Linked DNA regions of Mus musculus: region 2 is linked to region 1. Evidence: chromatin loops called from intact Hi-C (ENCODE). Cell type or tissue: left cerebral cortex. All regions are shown on one strand. Each heading gives the region's core, and the rest is flanking DNA. Links, peaks and the distances in the headings are about the cores only.

The links. A loop is a pair of places that touch in the nucleus more often than their neighbours do. Peaks named below come from ENCODE experiments on the same cell type or tissue, not always from the same donor. Only the 100,000 strongest peaks of a DNase experiment are listed, where the experiment ranks them.
Region 2: it touches region 1 in a loop (7-fold over the local background); 2 of 42 quality-filtered maps call a loop at or near these places.

The regions. Positions count from the first base shown.
Region 1 is chr8:9,927,388-9,932,706 of GRCm38, reverse strand. No RefSeq gene overlaps it. Among named protein-coding and RNA genes, the nearest start is that of Lig4, 46 kb to the left of the region's middle. In left cerebral cortex, for the core only: a CTCF peak has its summit at 4,449; DNase peaks (open chromatin) are centred at 2,411 and 3,821.
Region 2 is chr8:9,863,043-9,868,361 of GRCm38, reverse strand. No RefSeq gene overlaps it. Among named protein-coding and RNA genes, the nearest start is that of Fam155a, 95 kb to the right of the region's middle. In left cerebral cortex, for the core only: no CTCF peak of the experiment used is centred there; a DNase peak (open chromatin) is centred at 2,894.

The DNA of each region.
Region 1 (5,319 bases), core at 61-5,060:
CTCTCAGATTCTCCTACACCATGCCTGCCTGGACACTGCCATGCTCCCATCTTGATGATAATGGGTTGAACCTCTGAATCTGTAAGCCAGCCCCAATTAAATATAATGTTGTCCTTTATAAGAGATGTCTTGGTCATGGTGTCTGTTCACAGCAGTAAAACTCTAACTAAAATGGTGCATGAGGGTATCAGAGAGACCCACAGCAACGGGGCCACATCCAAAGGACAATGGAGAAAACACAAAGGACAGTCAATTCCAAGGCTGGGGCAGTTGGAATCATAGAACATAAAGTGTAAAATAGATACTTAGCATCATGCTAGATGTGCATAAATGACTGAGGATGGAAATACATAAATAAAAAGATAATTTTTCATACAGAAGCCTGATTAATTTTTGGAGAAACAAAGATCTTCAGGTAGAATTTTAATTATTTTTAAAAAAAATCAAAAAAAATGCTTAACTGAAAAAATACTTATCTTTAATTTCTCCTGAAGACAGACTTTGAGAGGCAGTTCCCTTACTAAGTCAAAACTTGCAAACAAGCAGTGGTTAGTGGGACATCTGGGTAATTTACTATCAGACTCCTGGAAGATTCCACCCAGATTCAAGACCTATGAAGTTTGAATAAGTACATTTTTCCCTTGTGACATGTCCCCAGACCTTTGCCTGTGGTTTGCCTACAATTCCCACTCTGGCTCATGTGTGAGGCAGCTGCCCTTTTGCTGCTGGCACTATTGAGGGAGATGGTGAAGCTTAAGGAGGTGGACCCCATGATGGATGTTTTTGGTTGTCAACTTGACTACACCTGGAATTAACTAAAACCGAAATGGCTGGGTGAACCTGTGAGAGATTTTTTTTCTTCATTAAGTCATTTGAAGTGGGGAGATCCACTTCTTATCTACATCTTTGAGTTGTGAAGATCCATCTTTGATCTGAACTATACCTTCTGCTAGAAGCCTATATAAAGGAGATTAAAAGAAAGAAGCCTGCTTTCTTTCTCTTTGCCTGTTTGCCCTCACTCTGGCCAGCAACTCCATTCCTTCACTAGCATTAAAGCTTACTTCTTTGGGATTCTGATGGATACTAAAAACCAGGAAAGCCATCCAGCCTTGAATACTTGGTCCTTCCATTGTTTGGCAGCCATTGTTCGACTAGCTGGACCAAAACCTGTAAGCCATTCTAATAAATCCTTTATCTCTATCTAATCTAAATCATCTAGGTAGCCATGTATCTACGAATTATTAATGTATCTATCTATCTATCTATCTATATATCTATCTATATATCTACTCTATAAATTGTTTCTCTAGAAAATCCTTGCTAATATAAGTTCTTACCTGGAGGAAGTAGGTGACTGGTAGAGATAATTGCAGAGCTCACACATGGCCCATCTTTCCTCTTTCTGCCTTCTGTCCTCCATGAGGTAGAGGGCTGCTTCTTTTTTGCACACATGCCACCATTGCATTTTGCTCAAGTGCATGAGTCCAAGCTGCCATAGCTGCTTGTGAGACACTGCGGAAATCACTTTTTGATAAAGTGTTCTCATTTGGTGTTTTGATCACAACGATACAGAAGAAACTAATACAGTTCTCAATACTCATGAATTCATCTTGCATCTTTTGCCTTTGTTTTTTGTGTTTCTGCAACTATTATACTAAACTGTTCTGTATCTTATTTTTAAAACATACTCCGGGGGTCTGTGGTAAACATAGAAGGGCATGTTAAAGAGGCATTGATAGATGCAGGGCTGCTTTCCTGATGCTCACATTTCAAAGGATGACTCCGTGTTTCTTGAAAATGACAGTCCTGAATTGCAAAACCAAGCTGGGGCTTTGAGAAGATTTACATCAATCAGAGGGGACAGAGGAAGTAGCCTATGTATGCACTCTGAGAACAGTGCCTGGGTACTGAAGTTCAGTTGTATTTAGGAAATATTGGGCTGTTTAAGTTGGGATCTGTGCTTTGTAGCCATGGGTGCATCTGACATTTCTAGATGGCCAAGAGAGCAGAAGTGAGTCAGGGGTTAGGCCAGGGCATGCACAGGCTTGAAAACCCTGATCCAAGGACTAATCTGTATTCTTTAAGGAGTCCTTGAGAGATTTTACACTTGGGAAATAGATGATCAGGCTTATAAATTAGCAGAATAGGGGAAAAGAAGGACTGATGCGGCTCAGACAGGGCTATAGAATAGTAATCGGATGCAGAGAGTCTTCTTGTTCACCACTTAGAGCATGTGGGTGTTTATTATTCCCACTTTCTCATGTTAAACCAAAGACTCCACGTGTTTAAATTCCCTCCCAAATGTTGTAGCTTCAGTACGTGTGGGCACTTTTAAGCTCAATCTGTCTCCCGAGAAGTCCAAAACTCACTTGGCAGCGAGGCTGCAGAACCTGTGTGGTCGCCAGACAGTGTGTGGGGTTTGCAGTGTAGGAGACAGGGTGACAAGTGAGTGGTACCCTGGACATATGCCACCGGCATGACTGTGGAAGACGGCAAAGCCAGCCAGTATTAGTGTCATCTGGCTGAGGATGGACGTCAGCTCCTAAAAGCATCCTCCTGGCCCACACCAGCTGTGTTCGCTTTCCTAGATTGAGGGAGACAATTCATATAAAAAAACTTCACTCACTGTGGGATCCTCAGAGTCAAAGGCTAGTACATTAAGAGAATAGACATCGTTTATAACTCAGTTTCCACTTAAAATATACCGGGGTAGATTATAATGCAGTGGAGTCCCATCATGAATTATTTATAAGTAGAGGAGTTTCTTCCTGTTTTATAACTGCGGATTTCCATAATTTGGAGCTGTCTGTGGATGACTCTAAAGCAGTCTGTAAGATATTTTTTTTTAAAAAAGAGAGAAAAAAAAGGAAATGGTTTGAGAAAATATCGGCTTTCATGCGCATTCCTTAGAATATTTTGTATTTTAAGTTAAGGAAGACTCACTTGAAGGCAGTATTGGATTTGATGGGTAGAAGTGTGGCATGGAGGAGCCTCAGGTCCTGGCTCTAGTGCACCCAGGCTGTGTCATTCCCAGGGCTTCACCCTACCTGGTGTTTGTTTCAGGCTGTCCCTGGCATTACTCTCCATGCTCCGTGACTGTCCCAACCCATCTTCACATAGCTGGAGACTTTCCTTAGCCTCCCCAGGCTCCAATGCCCCCATTTCATAGCTCCAGAAAGGAGATGACTACCAGGGCTGAGATCTATGTTTTTGTACGTGTGTGTGTGTGCGCGCGTGTGTGTGTGTGTGCGTGTGCGTGTGCATGTGTGTGTGTGTGTGTGTGTGTGTGTGTGTGTGTGTGTAACTCCGCGCGCTGGGCTTGGCAGCACATCTCTTTACCTGCCGAGCATCTCGCAGGCCCCAGGACCTCTGCTGATCCGCTGGATACTGAGGATCCAGGGGATGCTCTGTTTTATGTGATTTGTTCAATATTCCCATTGCCCTTCATTAGACTCCTTTCTTTATGTTGTGTTAGGTCCCTTATAACCTTTTTTTTTTCACATGGGAATCATTTTTGTTTTATTTGTTTACTGACTGTTTTTCCTTTTTATTTTAACAATCATTTCTTAGGTGGTACAATGTTACTTTTTTTTTTTTCTATGAACGTTCTCCTTACAATTTCAAATTAAAAAAAAAAAAAAAAACCGCCCCAGAAGCTAGAGAGATTGCTCAGTGGTTAGGAGCACTTGTTGCTCTTTCAGGGAAGTTTGGATCAATTCCTAGCATCCACATGATGGCTCACGATCTCCAGTTTCAGAGAATTCCACACTCTAGAAGAATACCCTTCATGAGCAGCAGGCGTTTATGAGATGCACAGACCTGCATACAGGCACAATATCCATTCCAGTAGAATTAAATAAACACACACACACACACAAACATGCACATGTATGTGTGTGCACACGCATGCATATGCACACCCATGCATACACTCATGTGTGCACATGCACACACCTAGACTACACAGCAGCACTGAATGTATGCTCACTCATCAGTGTTTTTTGATTGCACAAGATTCTCTTCATTGGTCTGTTTGAAAGTTACGCCTTCATACCTTTCCAGCACATTGAGGGAAGTTCCATTTGAGTCAGAATAATCCAACCATAGGCTATGCAGAATGAGGATGACATTCTGCCATGTGGCATTTACATCCTTCCATGGGGGACGCATTTTTAAGGTGCTTACTTTTTGAAATGCTGAAGTGAAAGTAAAAGAGGGACGCCGTTCTGGAAATATGTGTCCTTTCTGTCACCTCCAAGTTGTTGATTCCTCAGAAAGATTTCAATTCCATTATGTATCACCAAGTATTATATAAACTGTCACTTTCACTTAAGTTCTAATTTATTTATTTGTTAGTTAAGTTTATTTATGTGTATGCTTTCTTTTTTCTGTGTCCTCAGTGAGTTCTGTCTCAACTAGATAAATTTAGATTCTCTTGCAGTGATACCTTTTAACCACGTGGAGTCCTGACTGTGGGTCATTTACAGAAATCAGATAAAGGAGCCAGATACAGAGCACCTAGCTCAAGGCCACAAGTCTGAGAGATAATCATGATAGATTGTGATAATATTGCAAAGCAATACACTCTCATAAGCAAGTGACCACACACTCCAGATGTTAAAGAATATCTGCTATTTCAAGGTAGACACTAGGCACTAACTGTGCCACAAGCTTCTACAAGGCTATTGTCCCAAATATAAAGGTTCCTTTAAAGCATAGAGTATCTGGGTGAATGATACCCGAGGACAGGCCATGCATGACCCTTTACCATAAACATCATGCAGTTTAGTCCTTGGATGAAAAAAAAACTGCCTTTAGATAGGAAATCAAAGTGACTACAGTTTAAAATTCATCTCTTAAGACCCTGTTTTTCCTTTGACATGACTGATCTGTAGAGACTTCTCACTTATGGTATGCACTTCAGTGTGGGTGCTTACACCGATCAGCCTCAAGAAATGTGTACTCCAGAAGTACAATGTGGGGAAAATGTGGAGTGAGAGGTCAGTGTGGGAAACACTCCTTGGTTTCCTTAGTAATAGTTATCTATCACTGTAACCTGGAGGGAACTTTATAGATTTTCTGTAAATGGATTCTGAGGTCTATAAATTATACTTAGAGAAGAGATTATCCTGTTATGTCAAATTCCAGCTAACACAAGGGTAATGTGTTGGCACACAGGTCCCCTGCTTCAGTGACTTTATTCAATCCTATTTCCAACATTTATTATGTCTTATGATCTTAGGACTTCACCAATAATAATCATTATTTTAGGCATTTATTTTTAGGAGACATTCTCCTCTGACCATTAGAGTATTGCTA
Region 2 (5,319 bases), core at 66-5,065, 64 kb after region 1:
ATAGCCCTGGTGCTGTTTGTATTTTGATGCTAATTCAGCCTTCCCCAAGAGATGCTGCCTGGGATGAGGAGTGAATTAGTACTCAGGACTTCATGTGATCCTTCTAATGAATAAAGAAACCAATCACTGGGTGAGTAGGCGGGACTTCCAGGTCTGAGAGAGGAAGAGAAGAGGGAGGAAAGAGATACGGGCTTTTGTATGGGGACAGTGGGAGGACAAGATGTAGCTACAAGTGGCCCCTGACTTAGATGGCAAATCTGCCATGATTCACCACCGGAGGATTTAGATTTAATATGACTTAAAAGACTAGGATTCTAGTTGTTGCACCCAGCTATTGAGTTACCACTGATTCTGAACTAAGTTTGTTGTGGTGTTTTCCTTCATGTGGTGGCTCAACTGGGTTCCAGAGAGAAAGGTACAGTGGCAAAGCATGGATTTGCAAGCAGCGTACCCCAAAAAGCCATGGGAATTTTGAAGTGTGGGGTTGGTGTGGTAGTGATCTGCCAGTGGGAACTTAGTAAGCTGGGTGGAAAGATTTCAGAGCTCTGAGTCGGAGAATCTCCACAAGATGAGAACAGGCTGGCCATGCCCACTAGGGCCTGCTGACTTAGCATGTATTGCATTTTAAAATATTTCCTGCAACATATTAGCTGTAAAGTACAGGATAACCATGCTACACAGACCCAAAGAAGCTAAGTAACAAGGCAGGGGACTCTAATCTCACTGAAAAAGGGAAATAGACTAAACACCCAGGGGTGAACAACAGAAGGAGGGGGCTGGGCGGGGACAGGGTAGAGATGGGAACCGAAAGGATCAAGTAGAGGGAGGATGATGGGAGAGACAACCAAAATGGGGGGCACATCTCTGGAACTAGATAGAAACTTAGGACAATGGAAAGTCCTAAGCTTCTATGAGGGTTTTCCTAGCTAAGACTCCTAGCAATGGGGGATGTGGAACCTGAACCAGATATCTCCTATAACCAGACAAGACTTACAATGGAGGGTTTGGGGAACCAACCCCACAGCCAAACTTTGACCCACAATTTGTTCTGCCTACAAGATGTACAGGGGTAAAGATGGAACAGAAATTGAGGGAATGGCCAACTAATGACTGGCCTAGCTTGAGACCCATGCCATGAGAGAATGTCCACCCCTGACACTATTGATGATACTCTGCTACACTTGCAGAGAGGAGCCTAGTCCAGCTATCATCAAAGAGGCTTCACTCAGCAACTGATGGAAACAGATGCAGAGACCCACAGCCAAACATAACGTAGAGCTCAGGGAATCCTATGGAAAAGGGGGAAGAAGTATTGAAGGAGCCAGAGAAGTCAAGAATAGCACAAGAAAACCTATAGAATCAACTCACCTCGATCATAGAGGCTCACAGAGAAGGCACGCATGGGACAGACATAGGCCCTGTGCACAGGTGTAACAGTTGTGCAGCTTGGTCTTCATGTGGCCTAACAGCAGGAGCTGGCTGTCTCTGATTTTGTTGATTTCTTTGGATCCCATTCCCCTGACTGGGCTGCCTTGTCTTGTCCCCAATAGGAGAAGATGCACTTAGTCTTACTGCTACTCGATATGCCAAAGTGGATTGATATCAGGTGGGAGGGCTCCCCTCTTCAAGAAGAAAGGGAAGGGAGTGAATGGGGGAGGAGAGGTAAGAAAGAAGGACTTGGAAGAGAGGAGGGAGGGGGAGACTGTCTGTGATCCATCAGGATGTAAGGAGAGAGAGAGAGAGAGAGAGAGAGAGAGAGAGAGAGAGAGAGAGAGAGAGAGAGAGAGAGAGAGAGAGAGAGAGAAGACATCTTAACACCAAGATAGATGAGGACAGGGAAGAAAGTAACAACACGGAAAACATGTCATGTTGCCCCCAGAGACTGGCAACATCAGAATTTAAAAAGATGCAGAATCCCCCCCCCTGCCCCCAATATTCAGATGTATAGGCCTCATGCCAGTGGTCAGGGTCCCCCGCCCCCAATATTCAGATGTATAGGCCTCATTCCAGTGGTCAGGTTAGGGCCAGGTGCTTCAGGTACTTGGCACCTCGTTCAAGATTGAAATAAATTCACACAGACTTCAAAGTGTTATGGGAGTTTTATTCATAGCAAAATTGGTAGTACAGATTAGAAAGGCATATACTCTCCAGACGGATAATGGGTCACATGAGTGAGGGGGCTCGTGGGCGTAATTACTGATAGGGCTTCCTTTGATGGCATTGATGTTTGTTCTGGGGCTTCATGTGGGTGGTCCTTTACTTTGCTTGGCAGATCAAGGTATCTTCTTTTCTACGAAGATGGTGGTAAATAAGGGATTCTCTGAGAACTCTGAGAAAGAGTTGGTCCTATTGCGCATGCGCACATTTGCTCAAAGGGCCTTCCTACTCTTGTACCTGGACATAGGTGGAGCAAGACTGAAGAGAGTCTCAGTTTTGTGGTTATTAAAGACAGGAGAAGACCAAGCAATTGTTCAGAGACGAGTGTGCCTGCAGCTGTGTGCACATGAGGATTGTAGCTTGCTAACAGGTTGTGAGCTGCTTACAGACTACTAGCAGTCATGCAGGTAATGGCTTCAGGCTGCCAACTGTGGGGCAGTACTGCAAACCTACACTGAGGGGAGTCCCAGTTGGCTGCACTATTCCCTGCGCTTGCCTGGCTCCCTTGGGCTCGCAGACAGAGTCCATTGTTTTGAGCGCCTTCATTAAAGCCGCCCTGGGAACCAATGTATTTGGAGATTCCCTGCTCCCATTGGCAGCGCAGTCTGGAAATACTCTGTGTCATGGATTCATCTACGTTGTCTCATCTTCAGACGTCTACATTTAGAACTTGAGAAAGAGAGCGAGATAACAGTGTATTCTTTTACCCCCCCCCCCAACATATTCTTGGCTGTGTGGTGTGTACGGTTCCTCTGTGGCGGGGTGATTCCTTCCCATCCCTGGTCTTACAGCATTCCTGTCCTTACCATCTGTTTCTTTCCTCCTCACTCTTTCCTCCCACGCTGTCTCTTGGCGGCTTCCTGCTATCCTCCCTTCTTCTATGGCAGCTCCATTACCCCTGAGATGCTAGGATGCACACCCATTCAGCAAGAGCTAAGAAGTGAGTGTGATAGGTCCGGCAGTGAAGGTGAATCCCCCACTCTTGCATATCCAGCTTGTCCTTAAACCTGTCCGTCGACTTTCTAATTTTAGTGCGTATATTTTCAACATGTAACAAGAGTTTTATTTTTACCATGTTTTCAAATCTTTTAAAATTTTTGTAGTCTCTTTTTCCATTTATTCTCAAACTTGTTCATCTGTCCATGAGACGGATCTATCTTTAGGAACTTCAACATCGTATTATAGTTCTTTGATTTTTGTCTATATGAATTTGCATGGTTTTGCTATGGAAAAGCAGTTAGTTATATTTAGTTATATTTCATTGTGGGTCAGATAATTTTTTTAATGCAGAGAGTAAAGGGGCAAGGGTGTTCTGAATATGCAGCTTGCAGAGTTTTGTAGAAGAGAAGCCAGAAACACCTTCCAAAGCATGCAATTGGGAACAGGACTGAACCCAAGGCATGCAAGGTATACACCAGTGGTTCTACCTTCTTAGCTTTCATGCCACCCTTTGCAAATGACCTTGACAGACCATGTGCTTTGAGCTTCTGGGGAAGATTTTGAATGCCATTTTCTTTTCTTTATTTTATTTTATTATTTATTTATTAGCATCCCAAAAGCTGCCCCCCTCCTGGTACCCTCTCATAGAGTCCCTCCCTTTATCTCCCCCCCCCTTCACCTCTCCTGGGTGTCTCCCCACCCTGGTGCCTCTCATCTTTTCTTGATGGGTTTTCTTACCTAGCACCCTCCAAAGTTTCATTTGGTGCTATGAAGGCTAGGCAACAAGGCGGAAGCTTCCAGGTCAATATTAGCTTGATTTCTCCATATCCTGTGATGTGGGGGTATGTGGTGTCTTCATCAGTGGGGTCTTATAATGTGTTTTATTTGGAAAAAAATAGCTTTGGAGAAGAGCATTATCTATCCAGGTAGTGCAACTTTTAACACACACACACACACACACACACACACACACACACACACACACACTGAGAGAGAGAGAGAGAGAGAGAGAGAGAGAGAGAGAGAGAGAGAGAGAGAGAGAGAGATGCATTTCTTCTCTCCACCTGTCCCCTGACCTGCCTTTCTAATCTCTCTCCACTTAAACCTCCTTCTGCGTTACTCTCCTGTCCCCACGTAATAACACCTGTGCTGTTACCCTGTCTCTTCACTCAACTCTTCCTTTCTCTCACAATAGCCTTCTTTTTGTTCCCCTGGTTCCTACATATTTAAAGATTTGAAGGAAGGCGACCCAAATATGAGAGAGAATACAAAACATTTTTATTTTGTTGTCTGGCTTACTCCTCTCACTATATTTTTCTAGTTCCATTCAATAACTTGCAATTTTTACAAATCTGCTTTTCTTCACAGCTAAATAGTCTTCCACTGCCTTAGTATCCCAAATTTAACTATCTATTTATCAGCTGATCCTCATCTAGGCTAATTCCATTTTCTAGCTACTGTGACTCCATCGAGCAGCAAGCAGCAATGGGCATGGTCCATCAAGCATCTCTGTAGTAGGATGTAGAGTCACTTGGGTAGATGCTCAGGAGTGGTGAAGTTGGGCCATTTGGTAGATCTGTATCTGTGTCATCAAAGAAATGTCTCTTTGCATCAGTCAGAGACCATTACTGAAAAACACAATTGATTGACATACAGAGACCACGAGATAGTCTGGTGTCCAGTCCCAGCAGATACAGCTACAGCTCAATGCTGCACTAAAACTCAGAGATCATTGCAGAAGAGGGTGGGAAGATTCTAAAGAGCCTGAGGAACAGGAAGTTTGCTGTGAGACTATGATTCCTAGAAATGTCAAAATGGCTACACCCATGAAGTCTCATCAATATGGCTGCCTGAATAAGACCTATACAAAGAGATCAATGCTAACATGCAAACAGGGAAGCTTGTGGGGCCTCAACCCTAGATAAAGAATTACAGGCAACTGGGGAATTTGGGAGTGGGAGACATGATCTTCAAAGATAAGTTATCCAACTGTTACCCATTACTAAATGGTTACCTGTAGTCTACTTTAATTGGATTGTTTCTATTAGTATTTATGTGGTGTGTGTGTGTGTGTGTGTGTGTGTGTGTGTGTGTGTGTGTGTATGTGTGAGTATGCATGAGTTTTTGTGTACCATGTGCTTGTCTGGTGCCAGAGGAGGTCAGAGGGCATCAGATGCCACCATGTGGCATACTCCCTACCTTTGCCTCTAGCAGTTTCAGAAT